Linked DNA regions of Homo sapiens: region 1 is linked to region 2. Evidence: chromatin loops called from intact Hi-C (ENCODE). Cell type or tissue: dorsolateral prefrontal cortex. All regions are shown on one strand.

Region 1 (8,000 bases), 74 kb before region 2:
TTTAGCTATATCATTTGTTAGATATAGTTTGCAAAGCATGTGACTGAAAATGGATATGATGAAGTCACACACTTATTCACACAATAGTAATACGTGAGGAAAATAGGGTTTCTTAATTTCTTATTTTCTCTGATTCTTCTTTACAATCAACTCTGCCAAATATTTCAACAAATTCTTCAACAATTTCTCCCCTGAAACTCAGATAAATCAGACAATACATTAATTTTACCTTTCTCATTGGGCCTCTTTGCCGAGGTCCCCTGTCCACCAGCTCTGGTCTGGACTGAGTTTCCTGGGCCGGCCACAGCACTTCTGCCCCTCTCTAGAAGCTCATTATGGAAGAGCAGAGACTGTCTTGTTTTGAGTTTTTGCACATCAGAAATGTCCTTTTTTCTTTCCTCATATTTGAGTGACTGAATAGCTGGATATAAAATTTTGTTTTTTTTTCTTGTAAAGTCACAAGGTATTTTTCTCTAGTCTTCTCACTTCCTGTATTGCTGCTGAGACAACTGATTCATATTGTTTCTTTATATTTTCTGCAGCTGTGTCCCAGTCCCCAATGTGACTGCCAGGGTCCCCATCAGATCTCCTCGTCTCTGTTGACAGCTCACAGTCCTGTGCCTTACTGAGGTTCCCCTTTCCTCTGCAGTGTTGGGCACTGGGTTGGCATTTTCAAACTGGAGATGCCTTACAGAACATTTTAATAACTTTTTCTGGCGTTATGTATCTAATTATTTTCTCCCCCTCTATTTTTTCTATTCTCTTTTCTAAAATTACTTTAGTCGAATTTTAGATTTCACAGATTGATCCTTATATTTTTCATTTTTTAAATTACTTTTCCATTTGCTTTTATTTTTTGTTTAATATTGTTTTGAGATAGTTTTAAACTTTCTCATTTAATCTTTGTGTATGTGTGTGTGTCTGTGTGTAGAGAAACAGATATACACATATACATATATGCATATATAAATCCAGTTATTATATTTTTATTTTGCAAGAGCTCACTATTAATCTCTAATAATCCTTTTATATAACTTCTTCCTGTTCTTGTTTTACAAATGTAATATTTTCCCTTATTTCCTTGGAAATATTAATTATAATATGATTACATTGAAGTTTCTGCTGTGCAATGTCTCCGGTTTGCTTATATTTTTATTTGTTTAATGATCTGTGTTTATTTTTATGTTAGAGGTCAAATAACTGGTGGTCCTCAGCTGTTTGCTTTTAAGAGCTAACCACTAAACATTTGGTTGGCTGGAGTTGTCACTGGGTGGCCCTCAGTGTAAGGTGACCAAGTGGTGAGCCACACTTCAATGAGAGCATGCTCCATGGCAGTGTTCGGAGGTGTTTCTTCAGGAACATTCCGGTTTTCCAGAGACTCTTCCAGTTCCCTCCCCTGGCCATTATCTCCCTGGATGCAAGTGTTTGGGAAGCAGGACAAGCAACCGGGCACGGAGTCCCCACGTGTGAGCGTGACTGTCCTGTTTGCAGCCACCTGCTTCTGCACGTGCCATCCACTGTCAGTCAGTGGCCCCTGACCCAAAGCCTCTCGAAGACAATTTTTCTAGGAAAGAAGCCATGGTCAGCAGGACCATGGCCCTCCAAAGCTGTCTGTATTCTCATCTCCAGATACTGTGACTATATGACCTTGGAGAGCAAAACGGACATGGCTGATATGAATAAATGAGGGATTGTGAGAAAGGGACATTATTCCAGATTCTTCCGGTGGCCCCAGTGTAACCACTAGAATCTTTATAAAGAGGAAGGCAGGCGTGTCAGTGACGTAGCCAGGGAATCAGAGGCCAGCGCGGTACGATTGCTGTGCTGAGGATGGAGGAAGGGGCCAGGAGCTGAGGAACGCGGCAGTCTCCGCTGGCTGGAAAGGTGGGAAAGAGACCCTGTCCTGGAGCTCCAGGAGGAAGCAGCCCTGCCCACACCTTGATGGTGGTCCCCCAGACTCACCTGGACTTCTGACTTCCAGACATGGCGCATGTGGAGATTTGTGAGGCAGCGCTGGGAGATGGATGCACACTCCTTCTGCCTGGTGTGACAAGTGCATGCGGGGCTGTTTCAGCTGTGAAGGTGAGCCACGGGGGCAGCTGATGCTCCCTGCAATTACGCTGCAATCTTTCTCCACCCTGCTCCTTACACACCCTCTCTTTTCTGTGGCAAAAGCTCCAAGCCTCCCAGAGACGCTGTGGTTAAGTTAGTGAGCTTCTCATTGCTGTTCCTCCTCTGAGCGCATAGCTTACCCCTCTCAGGTAACTCTCTCACTTTCCCATCTGTCACCAACTGACTCCTGATAGTTTGTTGAAGTTGGTCTCTAGGATCTCCTCCCACTTTTTGCCAGATTTCCAGCCTTGAGCCTCCCACATGGCCCCTTGCACGAGGGGCAAAGGAGGAGCTTGCAAACGCCAGATGGAGGCATTTAATTGCCACACAGTGCTCCTGAGAAAGAGCCACTGCCCTTGCTTGCAGCCTGTGGCCACATTTGAGGTGGGACTGTCATCAGCCGAGTCCTGGAGTGCAGGGACATAGGACAGAGGCCGCAGCAGCCCCGATGACACGGCATCCAGGAGGAATCGCGTTCACTGCCTCGAGCCACTATGATTTCCAGGGCTTTTTGCAACCATAGCCTGTCCCATATTTTCCTGACTGATGCAGAAATTGATACTAAAAATGGGTCCTGCCACGGCAAGAACCCAGGGTGCTCAAACCAGAAGTAAGGAGCCTGGTGAGGGTGTGTGTGGAAACTGAGGGGTGCATCTTCCAAGGAGGGGCCTCAGCCTTCCTGAGTCCAGGGGCAGAGGAGAGCCTCAGGGCCCTCTTCAACTCTGTGTCTTCTCTTCGTTCTTATAGATTAGTGACTTTTTGTTTATCTGTCACTGTGATTTTAGTGTATACTGCAAGAATGGGTAGATATGGGTATTCAGTTTAGCATGTGATATGGTTTGGATCTGTGTCCCCACCCAATCTCATGTTGAACTGTAATGCCCAGTGCTGGAGGTGGGGGCCGGTGGGAGGTGACTGGACCCTGGGGAGAAGTTCTCATGAAAGGGTAGCACCATCTCATGTCAATCTGTAATACCCAGTGCTGGAGGTGGGGGCGATGGGAAGTGACCACTAGAATCTTTATAAAGAGGAAGGCAGAAGGGGAGAAGTTCTCACGAAGGGGCGGCAACATCTGCCTTGGTGCTGTTCTCGTGATGGTGAGTGAGTGAGTTATCATTCTGATCTGGTTGTTTAAAAGTGTGTGGCACCTCCCCCACCCCTCCTCTACCTTTTTCTTGCTCCTTCTTTTGCCACGTAAGACACACCTGCTCCGCCTTCACCTTCCACCATGATTGAGAGTTTCCTGAGGCCTCACAGAAGCTGAGCATAGGCCAGCGCCATGCTTCCTGTACAGCCTGCGGAACTGTGAGCCAATTAAACCTGATTTCTTTATAAATCACCCAGCCTCAGGTGTTTCTTCACAGCAGTGTGAGAACGGACGAGAACGCCATGTTTAAGCGGAAATTATCAAGGAATTACTGCTTCCGGGAGAGAAGCAGTAGGACTGGGCACTGGCAGCCACTTTGGGGGACTGGTGACGAGGCAGCGTGGGGCTGCAGGGAGGACACATTCCCCAGCTGGAGCCTCATGATGGTCAGGGTGAGTTCGCAGGGCCACTGTCACCAAGGCAAGGTGAGCCCACAACATGCCTGGCAGCCCGGGCACTCTCCTGCATCTGGCACCGTCCGCCAACACAGCAGTGGGACGTCTGGGAAGGAACAGAGGCTGGAGCGAGAGAGCATGGCAGACCTATCAGTAAACCCTCTCAGGGCCACTCTTTGGTCCTTCTAGAAGGATCCAGAGAAGGAATGTGTGTGTGTGTGTGTGTTGCAGAAAAATGAAGGGCCTCCAGGCACAGGTGAGGATTAAATCTACACCTTTATAGCATTAAAATCTGTGCAATGTATCAGTAAGCACACATTCAAAAAATTATGACATTGGGTTTACACAAAATTCACTATTACTGTATTATGAATACTGATCTTTTATTATATTTTCTATTCACTAAGATATTTGTTCAAAGTATACTGTACAAACATTCTGAAAAGTGATATTTGGTGTATTTTAGGGAGAATTCTAAACCATGTTCTCATTATTCTGATGGATATTTCTTGTGGCCAGTTCACTGGAGACAGTGTCCTTTGTACACATTTACAAAGCTTTTAAGAAGTACAATTGTGCAAAGATACGCCAAAACTTTTACTTTTCTGACAATAAAATAAAGATTTTGTATTGCAATTATTGGTCAAAATAGTAAAATGTGGTTGTTCACCATTGAGTCAAGGACAGGAGTTGGACTAAGAGGCACGATGGCACCAAATAAAGAGATTTGCCACGTGGAATTTGTGAAAGAAAATTATGTTTAATATACCAACTAAATAGCAATATAACATTAACTTTATGAGAGTACACTTATGTGCCATATTCCATATTAACACCCCAGGTAGGTACTTAGCATAGTATGCTGTTGTATGAACATGACACTGATTCGAAGGCAATTCATGTGTCTGTGTTAGCTCCGCGTCCAGTGCTGATGGGAGCCAGACAGCAGCCTGCTTGTCTCTGCGTGGCCCAGCCTTTGCAGTGTGAGCTGCAGCCAGGGTTCTCACACAACAGAGTGCTTTGTGGACACAGCTTGGGATTTTTTGTTGTTTTTTTTTTTTTTTGCTTCCTATGCTGTCCAGCTTCTGGTAGCCTGGCTGAAACCATAAATATTCCATTTGAGAAGCCTCTTTCAAAACCTGCAAATGTTAAATGTTTAATTCCAAAACCTTCCACAAGGCTCTGAAAGGTGTTTCTGGGCACCGTGCCGCATCCTGTGAAGGACCCTCCCCTCCAGAGGTCCCTGTTCTGACCTGTTGCTGGTGGCACTGCAAGGCAGGCCTTTCCTGCTGCTTCCATTTCAAGGGTATGATGACAGTTTTCCAAGTTCTGAGTGTCCGAGGTCACCCGGGAGGCTGCCCGACACCGTGGCCTAGCCTTGACCAGGCTCTTACGGTCAGCCCTGCTGATATCACGTCAATTCAGCTAGGATCAATAAGCGTTCAGGTATCTTGCACCACGACTGGCCTCTGCAGCGGATGTCAGGAATTCCTGGACGAAGGGACCTGTCCTCACTTGTGGGAACCTTGCGTTTCAGTGAAGGGTTCTGCAGCCGTGAAGTTAGAAGTGGGCTTCACATGAGCTGGAACAGTTCATTATTTTCTAGGCAGAAAAAAATGCCTTGGAGGAAAAGAAAAACATGTATTTATTAGGCAACTACTGTGTACCGGGAACTTCATATCTACTTTAATTTAATCCTCTAAACATCATATAAGGGTTTCCTTATCTTCACTTTTGGTCAAATAACCAGTCCAAGGAGAGGAGGCTCAGTCCTAGCCCTGCTCCTCCCAAGGCTTTGCTCCTCCCACTGAACCTGCAGGATCCATTTCATAACCCTTTTGTCCATGTTTGACCACCAGAGCAGATATTTCTAGAAAGAAGATTAGGAAAGTTGCTGAATTAATGCACAGAACAATGTCCCAGATGTTGTTAACTGAAGTATAAATTTTCCTTAGTTCTTTTTGTTTGTTTTTCAGTTATTTGTCACTGTGTGCAAAAGGCAGGTGAGTATAGCTGCCTCTGTTTTTCCCTCATGGGGGTACTTCCTCTCTGCTTCCCGTAAACGTGGGCACCATCGCAGTGTAGCTTGTGGGGGTAAGGACATGACTTTCTCAGTGCGTAGCGGGACTGTAGTGCTGGCTCTTAACAGACGCCTCCAGCACATGGACAGTCTTGGTAGAAAAATAAGCTGCCTAGTGGGTTCACTCTCTGACCCACAGCCTCACTTCCCCTTCCAAAATTAAATGGCCTCTTTAAAACTAGAAAATCGTTGCAACCTTTAGACTAAGAGATGGAATCAATATGGCCAGTGATTCCTTTTTTTTTGAGACAGAGTCTTGCTCTGTCACCCAGGCTGGAGTGCAGTGGTATAATCTCGGCTCACTACAACCTCCGCCTACTTGGTTCAAGTGATTCTCCTGCCTCAGCCTCCCGAGAAGCTGGTACTACAGGCACCTGCCACTGCGCTCAGCTAACTTGTTGTATTTTTGGTAGAGATGGGTTTTCACCATGCTGGCCAGGCTGGTCTTGAACTCTTGACCTCGGGCAATCCGCCTGCCTTGGCCTCCAAAAGCCAGTGATTCTTAACCTTGGGGGTGCGTCAGACCCAGTGACGTGCGTGTTAGAAATACATATGCCTGTCTCTTATCCCTCAGGGATTCTGGTTCTATTTTGGAGGTAGGAACTGGGCAGCTATGTTTTTATAAAATGCCCCATCATCATTTTAATGGTCTCCAAGTTAGAGGAATATTGGTCCACATGGACAGCCAGGTTCTGGGTTCTCTCTGCTCCTCAGCACCACTGCCGAGGTGAACTTAGAGTCCACAGTTGACACCTCAATGACTCTAGGCCCTGACTCCACTGGGCTATGTCAGAGGTGTAGATGTACACTGAATAGCTGTGTGCACATTTAGCAAGGAGGTTGCCCATGCCTCTTGATCTCTTTCTTGATTTCAAAAGCCTTGCATCAGTTTTCCTCTGAAATTGTTGTTGCTGTGTCCACGTGGGGGACAGCCCTGAGGCGTGGGGCATGCTGTGGGCATCCTCCCTTGCCCCGTGAAGCCACACCCATTCATCTTGGCATCCAGTGTTGTGAAACACACACACGTGCATTATGTAATTGATACAGTGAGTGTGAGTTCACCCTATTTTTTTCGTGGAATACAGTAAATCACGGTGTGCTATGCTTCATTCAAAACACCCAGGTCCAACCTCCCACACCTTCAGGCTTTATGAGCCCGCCACTCAATTCTGTCCCCAGCCCTCTGTGCCTTTGTTCTTAGGAGGGCTCAGTGGTTGGTTGTTTTAGAAGAACAGAGTGGATCACCAGAGGAGACAGGTGAGCTTCTTTCATGCCCTAGTGCCCAGCTCGGTTTGGTAAGCGGTTCTTGTGACACACGTATTTTTCTACCCAACACCTCTACACAATATTCAAAATGGTGATTGTGCTGGAGAAGGGAGTGGCTCCTGAATGACTCATGGCCGCTTGCTGTCATCGCTGCCTTTCCCACGTGTAGCCTCTGAGGAGTCCTGCAGAGTCCTAGGAACCTGTTTGTTCCCACGGTATTATCCTCAGCATCACAACACATCGTGCAGACAGACGACGTCACCACAGCTGGCTTTGAAACCCCCTCCCGAGGCCCTGCTGCCACTGCCCCAGCTCCTCTGGACTTTTTCTTCTGGATTTCTCCCTGGAGCTGCTGCATCCACCACGCCCAGGCCCTGGCAGGTGTCCTAATATCACAGATGATTCTGTCACGTGCTTCTTGGAGCAGGATCTGTGCTTCTCATGTAAGGCTGTGCTTCGAATCCCCCGAAACTTAATGGCTTACAATCCTAAGAGTATTCTGTCATCTCACACATTTTCTCCAGGTAAGGAATTTGGATGTGGTTTGGCTGGGGATTCAGGCTCAGGTTCTCTCTGGAGACTGCAGTGAGATACAGGCTGGGGCTGCCATCATCCGAAGGTGGGACTGTGGTTGTGGAGGCACGGCCAGGCCGGTTCATGCAACCTCACACACAAGTCCATCTGCTCACTCCCACCGCTTCATGGGCTACTGAAGTGTCCTTCTGACATGTAGCCAGTTCCCTGAAGAAAGAGTGATTCAAAACATGGAGGTGGAAACTGCAATGACATTGGTGACCTCACCGTAAAACACACATACCTCTACTTTGTCCTCCCCACATAGGTGGGAGCAACAAAAGCGAATGAATCCAGGGATGCAGGGTCATGGGGCCATCAAGGATGCTAAATCCACCATGCCTTCACTCATGCAAGTGGAAACCCAAGATCTACCAAGACCTTGGGCTCCTCTCTGTCCTCCTGGTTCCCTTTTCTTCAGTTACAT
Region 2 (8,000 bases):
AAAAGGAGACAGAAAATGCACAAGATACACCGCCCTTTTTGTTTGTTTGTGATTCAGGGCTCAGGATTGACTGGGTCCTCGGGAGGGGACTCGAGGGCAGAAGGATCTATTAATCTTACAACTATGTGTTTCATTTTCCAAGTGGTCAGTTTTTTAGGTTACTTTATGAAAAACTGAAATGGAACACAGAATATGAACAATTTCTCAGGGTAAGAGCAGCTAGATGTAAAAATAACATAATGCAATTAAAGAAGAAATCTTCCAGCAAATAGAACCCCATTTCGGGGATTTTCACCGTGGGCGTGAGGGTCACACAAGACTGAAGCCCGCCCAGGAGCAGGCGAGGTCACTGCAGGTGGTCAGTTACAGAGCTCTGCGTCATAGCCCTCTGGCCCCAGACAAAATTCACTCATCTATACATTTGCTTGAAAATGCATTATTTGATATTCATTTTGTATACTTAAATACAAAATGAAATGTAACCTGATATTGAAAATAAAAACTCCAGGCAACGTCTACATTTCTATGTATTTAGTCTTTTCAAGGTCTACATTTTAAAAGCAAGAAATGAACAAAGTTAGGAATACATTATTACTCTGGCAGGAAAATTAGACGGATTGATGAAGTGGGTTCTGTCTATTGTTATTTATCCTACTAGAAATTAAACTAAAAAAACTTAAAATGTTTTTATTCTTTAATTAAAAGCACAATAGTAAATCCATTACATGCCAACATAAATAACGTGTAATGAAAAATAAATGTAATTTTTGAACCAAACCATCTTGACTGACAAGAGTGCTATACTTTCTATTGCAAATCCAGTGTCTGACTTCCCGGAAGGCAGCCAGAGTCTGAGGCCACTCCCGCACTCCATCTGTGTGGGTTTGAAGTGTGCAGTGAATACTCAGTGTCACTCCCAAATGTATTAGGAAAGAGGAGATTATTTTAATAACCTTTCCTAGGTAATTGTGGTGATTCTTTGATACCACCCCCAAGCCCCAAAGGTGGTAGCTTCTTAAAGGTGCGCTGTTGTGTGGGATCTGAGCCCTATTGCCTGGGCATGCACCTGCCCCTGTGTCGGCATCCATGGGCCCGTGGCACCGCAGATGGTCTTCGCTTGCTCGTCACTTTATACCATCCCGCAGTGGAAACAATCAGCTCACTGAGTTCTGCAGATCTTCCAAATGTTGACACTTCTCACTACACAATATAAAAAGCATTTCTGTTGACCTCCCCACAGATGTCCTCAAAACACCCTTTAAGCCAGTGACAGGCTCACAGAGGGAGACACAAGGTCTTTGGGATTGTCACTTTCATAGTGATGCTTGAATTTTTATCATAGGCAACAAAAACTGTCAGCCGTCATCCTTGAAATGACAGACTCCCTCATTTTTGAGAAATGTCTGCCAGTTCTAGTTCCCAAGTCTGAATGACCAGGGCTGGCAGGTCGGTCATGGTCTTAAGTAACCGTGGTGACCCATGGGAGGAACTGCCTGTGATCCCTGAGTTTCCATAGCCCTAAATTATTGTAATGACGATATCCATGGAAGACTTGTGAAATTATACAATTATAAAATGTGCAATAAAGTCAACAGGAGATTGCTCTTGGATAAGCCCAGCACAGGGAAACGTAATTTGACAGTTGATTGGCCCCCCGGTGCTTTTCTGAAAAGAAATCACCAAGGCCAGGAGGGACACGAAACGCTTCTTCGTGTGTCGGCCCGTGTGCAGAATATCTCCAAGATATAAATGACTAAGAAGACTTAATTTGCCACCACAATATGTTTGCTGCAATTAATTTGGGGTGACTTGTATTTTAGCTTGGATCAAAAATGGGATCTGAAATGTAAAGAACACTGTTAGATTTCCCCACAGGCCGCTCTCTCTTTGGGTGATTTGCTAACTTTTAATTTGCATTGATTCTCTGAAGGGATCTTAATTCAGATGTCTCTCCACCTCTTCGCTGTAGTTTTACTTGGCCTTAGTCACGTGATCTTTGGGAGGTTTTAGGGAACGTTATCTAGAAAAAGAAATCACTTTAGATATTAACAAATGCAGAAATGAATCAGTCCATTCATCATTAGGGAAAATGAATTGTTCCAGAACCCAGGATTCTATAAAGTAAAATAACACTTACTTTGGAATTGCTAAGGGGTTTAAAAACACCCACTCCATCAAGCCTGTGAGCTGAACCCCAGGCCTGCACGTATGGCGGAGTGTGTAATGCCTGTGTGTGTTTCAGAGACCACAATTCCCAGTCCCCACTCCAGGTCCTGTGCCTCCCTGGGCGCTGTGGTTGGTGAACCCCAGTGGGCTGTTTAGGTGTTGAACTTGTACATAACTTGTACATGTGCAATCTTTGTATTTGTAATCAGAATTGCTCAATACCTCCCCTTCCCTTAGACTATATTAGATAATTTGCACCATGAGTGACATTTGCAAAACTTTAAGAGGTTTTTCCTAAACCATGAGACTGCACATTTGCTAAGGCCCCTTGTAAGTGGCTGAGTAGGCTCCTAAGCGCCTCCACCCCGAGGCAGGGGCAAAATCACATCTTAAAACTTTAAGTCTCATAATACTTTATGAAATAATGCAGGGTGTGTAACCTGCATTCATTTATATGGTATTTAAAATTAATATTCTGAGTCAAATTTAATTTAACTTGAACCAGCTGTCAGCCCAAACAGCTTTCTTTCATTTTTTGAATTTCAGTACACCAACGATCATTGTAAACATTTCCACCCAAACTTCTTCACATAAGTGATGATTAATTCCCGTGTATCACTTTGTTCCTCGGTGATCACAAATTGCATTACACTCAAATTTCACTTAGTGAAAAAGGATGTTAATTTTTCCAGTTCCTATGATTCTAGAATGGAAACACTTTTGGGAGTATTATTTCAAGATCTTGGGACCAGCAGTGAGGGATTTTAGAGTTAAAGAATGGCTTGGCAGAGATACTTCCCATTGTTTTATCCACTGGAAGTTTGAATAGTGTGATGGGTAATGGGCAGAAGAGAATAAAGCCTATTTCTCTTCTCTCAGAATTTGTGTATTAAAGGGACAATGTACACAACCCCATTCCTCAGGATGCCAGCCCACTGGGTGTTATTCATTTGTCAGGGACGTCATCCAGTTAGAAAAGCTCAGCAACTGACCTTGTGCTGGCTGCTATCTATGGAGAGAGAGAGAGAGAGAGAGAGAGAGAGGGAGGGAAGGAGAGAGAGAGAAAGAGACAGAGAGAGATGGAGAAAGAGACAGAGAGAGGGAGAGAGAGAAAGAGAGAGAGACAGAAAGAGACGGAGAGAGAGGGAGAGAGAGAGAAGGAGAGAGAAAGAGACGGAGAGAGAGAGAGAGGGAGAGAGAGAGAGAGAAAAAGAAAGAGACAGAGAAAGACAGGGAGAGAGAGAGAGACAGAGAGACACACAGAGAGAGAGTGTGTGTGTGTGTGTGTATGTGTGTGCGTGTGATTTTTAAATTTTGGAAAGTCCTACCTAAAAATAAGTTGCATATGCATTGCCAGCTCTTTAAAGCCAATCTGTGGATCTAAAACCATCCATTCACTTATTCCTTCACTGAAGAAGCACTGATTTAGCGCCTGGAATGACCAGGCACTCAGAACATCAACATGCAGACGTGGTTTCTGAGCTCAACATCACAGCAGTGTCTTCTCACCAATATTCACAGAACAGCTAATCATTGAGAGGGGACCCAACTTATTCAGCGTTTTTACATTTTACATTGACATTACATTTTACATTAGATTCCTTTCCAAGGGGAGTACCATGTTGATAATGATGGAAAAATGTATCTGAGAAAAGTAAGTTGCAAATCTATGATTTGTTTCCAGAAGCTTGTTACCACAGCGGGCAAACTGATAACATTAAAGCATGTTGACCATGCTTCAGATAAAGAATCAAGATCCCAATGAAGCTACACACTAGTTACTATTTTTTCCCTCCATCAAGAAACACTGAGTTGTGCTGTGACGGGTCAGGTGTCATGCTTCATGTTTTACATGCTAATTATAACTTTTGTAATGTCATCATCATCACCATTGACTGCTGCTTCTGTATCAGGCAGTCTGTGTACCAAACAGCTAATCTTCCAATAGCATAGTAAGTGGTCTAGTTACCTGTCAGGGAGGCACCAAGCAACAATAGGTTCTTAATAAATACTCACCGAATGAACGATAGAATGGTCATGCATGGCATGATAAGCAGAAAATAGGAGACTGTAATAGAGTCAAAATTAACTAATAGGATATATTAGTCAGGGTTCTCTGGAGAAACAGAACCAACAGGAAGGAGAGAGGGAGAGAGAGGGGATCTGCTGTCAGGAATTGGCTCATGAGATTGCTGGAGTTAAGTCCAAAATCTGCAGAATAGGCTGCAGACTGGAGCCTGGGGAGAGCTGATGTTGCAGCTTGTACCCGCGGGGAGTCTGGAGGCAGAAGTCCTTCCTCAAGGAATCACCAACTTTTTTATCTTAAGTCTCCAACCACATGGATGAGGCCCACCCACGTTACGGAGGTCCCCTGCTTTGCTCAAAGTTTATTGATTTAAATGCTAATCTCATCTAAAAGATACCTTCATGCCAACGTCTAGACTGGGCTTTGACCCATAGCTGGGTACCTGGCCAAGCCCCTGGTTACCTGTGCAAGTAACCAACACAAATCGTGTACTAAGTACTGTGCACACCGCAAGCTTACAATCAGACCTGGCATCACAGCGGGTCTTTGTATGGTGACAGCACAGGCCTAAGGGAAAGGGGATTTACACCACATGGTTTATGTAGGGTGCAGGCCAAGCAAGTTCACAAGAGGCTGGTGCAGGCCCCTCGACTGAGCACTTAGCTTGGTGCAGGCCCCTCGGCTGAGTACTTAGCTTTGTGCAGGCCCATTGGGTGAGCACTGAGCTTAGTGCAGGCCCCTCGGCTGAGTACCTAGCTTGGTGCAGGCCCCTCAGCTGAGCACTGAGCTTGGTGCAGGCCCATTGGGTGAGCACTGAGCTTGGTGCAGGCCCTCGGCTGGGTACTTAGCTTGGTGCAGGCCCGTTGGGTGAGCACTGAGCTGGGTGCAGACCCCTCGGCTGAGCACTGAGCTTGTTGCAGGCCTCTCAGCTGAGCACTTAGCTTGGTGCAGGCCCCTTGGCTGAGTACTTAGCTTGGGGCAGGCCCATTGGGTGAGCAATGAGCTTGGTGCAGGGCTCTCAGCTGAGCACTTAGCTTGGTGCAGGCCCCTTGGCTGAACACTGAGCCTGGTGCAGACCCCTTGGCTGAGTACCTACCGACTGTCAGAGGCACACGAGTGCTCTCATGCAGCTTCTCACTTAATCTTCACAACCTCTCACAGCCAGGGGTGACATCAATGCCATTTTCAGATGGGAAACTGAGCCTCAGGGAACTCAATGAGCCACCCAGGGTTCCACTGTAAAGGGAGAAAGGGAAATGAAGGTTCCCCTGTGTCCTGGGAGGCATCCTCTATCATGTGAGTACCTGGAGGCCAGCGTTCGAGGCTGCTCAGGATCACGAGAATCATCAGCACCTCTCAGTTTTCCAGCCCCTGTTTCAGCACCTGATCTCTCCCCAAACATCAGGCTGGTTATATTCAAAGATACACGATAAGCTGCATTTTCCGTTCCAGATGCCAGGGCTCCCCAGGGGCTCTGTCTGTCCCCTTTCAAGTCCCATCAGGGGCCTGCCCTCAGACACCACAGGACCTGACAAGGTATCCACGGCCTCATGATCCTTCACCCCTGCCCCCGGCTGGGGAAAGGCTCAAGGCTGCACGGCTCTGGGGTTCCTAGGACAAGCTCTGGGTGGGGCAGTCTGCCAGCTCAGAGACAGCAGGAGCAGGAGAGGTGAGGACTGGATATCAGGTGTAGAAAAGAAACCGGCTCATCAGCTTTCATCCTCCATTAGCTCCAGCACGATGGGGGTGGACAGGTGGTCTCGGCTGCAGGGGTAGCATGGGGACGGAGGCGGCCGGCCCGAAGGACCATGGGTCAGAAGCTGAGTGGCAGGCCCTGCAGTGGCCACTGTGAGTGTGGGGTGTGGCTATGCTGTGACCACACGACCAGGCTGAGGGCTGCTTGGAGCCTGCATCCCAGGCTCACGCTGGCCAGGCTCATCACTATCTGTACTCAGAGCTGGGTTGACCGTCCTTCCGGGCCTCCGTGTGTGCCCTGGACTGACCTCCAGCCTGGGGTGTGGACAGCAGCATGCTCCCTCCAGCAGGCTGCCTTGCCCTCCTCTGCAGGCCTTTGGCTGCTGCGGCCCCAGCTCTGGGCCATGAGCCGGGCTGGGTCCTTTGGCAGGCCTCCGCTCGTTCATCCCCCAAGAGATCCACGATGCCAAGAAGGTGGCCGGACAGAGGTGAAAAGCCAGCTCTGGAGGTTTAGATGCTATGTTCCCGACTTCCTCACCATGCTTCTTCCTGACGTCCTTAACTCCTGCCTCTGAGCAAAGTTCCTGTGCATGTTTCAGAAATTAAGAATGATGAACAAGGGAACACTGAGAGGGAGGGAACTTTTGTGAATTGATGATGATATTTAGGAGCCGTTGCTGGAAAGCTGTAACTGCCTGAACTAGCGGTGGGTCAAAACTTGGTCCAGTTATCTCAAATACCCACTTGTATGTTTCTGGGTAGTCTTTTCAAGAATTAAAGGAAAGTGAAAAAAAAGAAAAAAAAGCATCGTTTCTCAGCCTTTCTCATTTACGCTTAGAGTCTCCTCACATCACAGACATGCCGGGCAGAGCACTTGGCAAATGTGCAGCCTTAAAACAAGCAAACGAAATCCATTGCCATAGGCCACTTTTTTTTTTTTTTTTTTTTTTTGAGACGGAGTCTCATTCTTGTCCTCAGGCTGGAGTGCAATAGTGCGATCTCTCTCGGCTCACCGCAACCTCTGCCTCCCGGGTTCAAGTGATTCTCCTGCCTCCGCCTCCCGAGTAGCTGGGATTAAGGCACCCACCACCATGCCCTGCTAATTTTTGTATTTTTTAGTAGAAACGGGGTTTCACCATGTTGGCCAGGCTGGTTTCGAACTCCCGGCCTCACGTGATCCACCCACCTCAGCCTCCCAAAGTGCTGGGATGACAGGCGTGAGCCACCACGCCAGGCCCATATCCTGCTTTTTAAAGAGCAATATACGTCTCCAGTTCTTCTCTCAAATCTTTTACATCAGTTTATCAGGAAGCCACTGAGTATCCCAGACTGGATGGGTAGATCTGTACAATGGCAAACATTCACGAGATGAAGAAAACACGAACACTTCTAAGTAGACAAAGCCGTAAGGAAGTGAGCTATTTACGTAATTATGTATGTACAAAAGTATACATGTAAATAAATGCCTATATCAATGTATGTCTATGTAAATTTGGGCAAATATACACATATGGGTGTAAATATAATGCTGGAGGCAGTGCCTCCTTATTTACATCCATGAAAGTGCTGTCATATAGTATGACGATGCCTCAAGGATACAGAACCAGAAATACCATTTGACCCGGCAATTCCATTACTGGGCATATACCCAAAGGAATCTAAAGCATTCTCCTATAAAGACACATGCACACGTATGCTTATTGCAGCACTGTTTACAATAGCAAAGACATAGAACCTACCCAAAGGCCCATCAATGATAGACTAGATAAAGAAAATGTGGTACATATACACCATGGGATACTATGCAGCCATAAAAAGGGTAAGTTCACGTCCTTTACAGGGACATGGATGGAGCTGGAAGTCATCATCCTCAGCAAACTAACACAGGAACAGAAAACCAAACACCGCATGTTCTCACTCATGAGTGGGAGCTGAACATTGAGAACACATGGACACAGGGAGGGGAACATCACACACCAGGGCCTGTTGGAAGGTGGGGTGAGGAGAGGGAACGGACGGGTCAGTAGGTGCAGCAAACCACCATGGCATACATGTACCTATGTAAGAAACCTGCACGTTCTGCACATGTATCCTGTTTTTTTTTTTTTTAGAA

What was found. Peaks named below come from ENCODE experiments on the same cell type or tissue, not always from the same donor. Only the 100,000 strongest peaks of a DNase experiment are listed, where the experiment ranks them.
Region 1: a loop joins it to region 2, with 4 times the contacts of the local background. A loop is called at or near these places in 6 of 110 quality-filtered maps.

What each region holds. Positions count from the first base shown.
Region 1 is chr6:168,787,486-168,795,485 of GRCh38, forward strand. No RefSeq gene overlaps it. Among named protein-coding and RNA genes, the nearest start is that of SMOC2, 350 kb to the left of the region's middle. RefSeq lists an enhancer at 6,676-7,875. In dorsolateral prefrontal cortex, CTCF peaks have their summits at 4,648 and 4,850; a DNase peak (open chromatin) is centred at 4,616; H3K4me3 peaks cover 833 bases.
Region 2 is chr6:168,861,690-168,869,689 of GRCh38, forward strand. It overlaps LOC105378144 (a long non-coding RNA gene), which reads left to right. Exons shown (of 2, transcript XR_943297.2): 2 at 1-777. Among named protein-coding and RNA genes, the nearest start is that of LINC01615, 300 kb to the right of the region's middle. RefSeq lists enhancers at 5,484-6,087, 6,088-6,690. In dorsolateral prefrontal cortex, no CTCF peak of the experiment used is centred here; a DNase peak (open chromatin) is centred at 3,136; H3K27ac peaks cover 4,739 bases.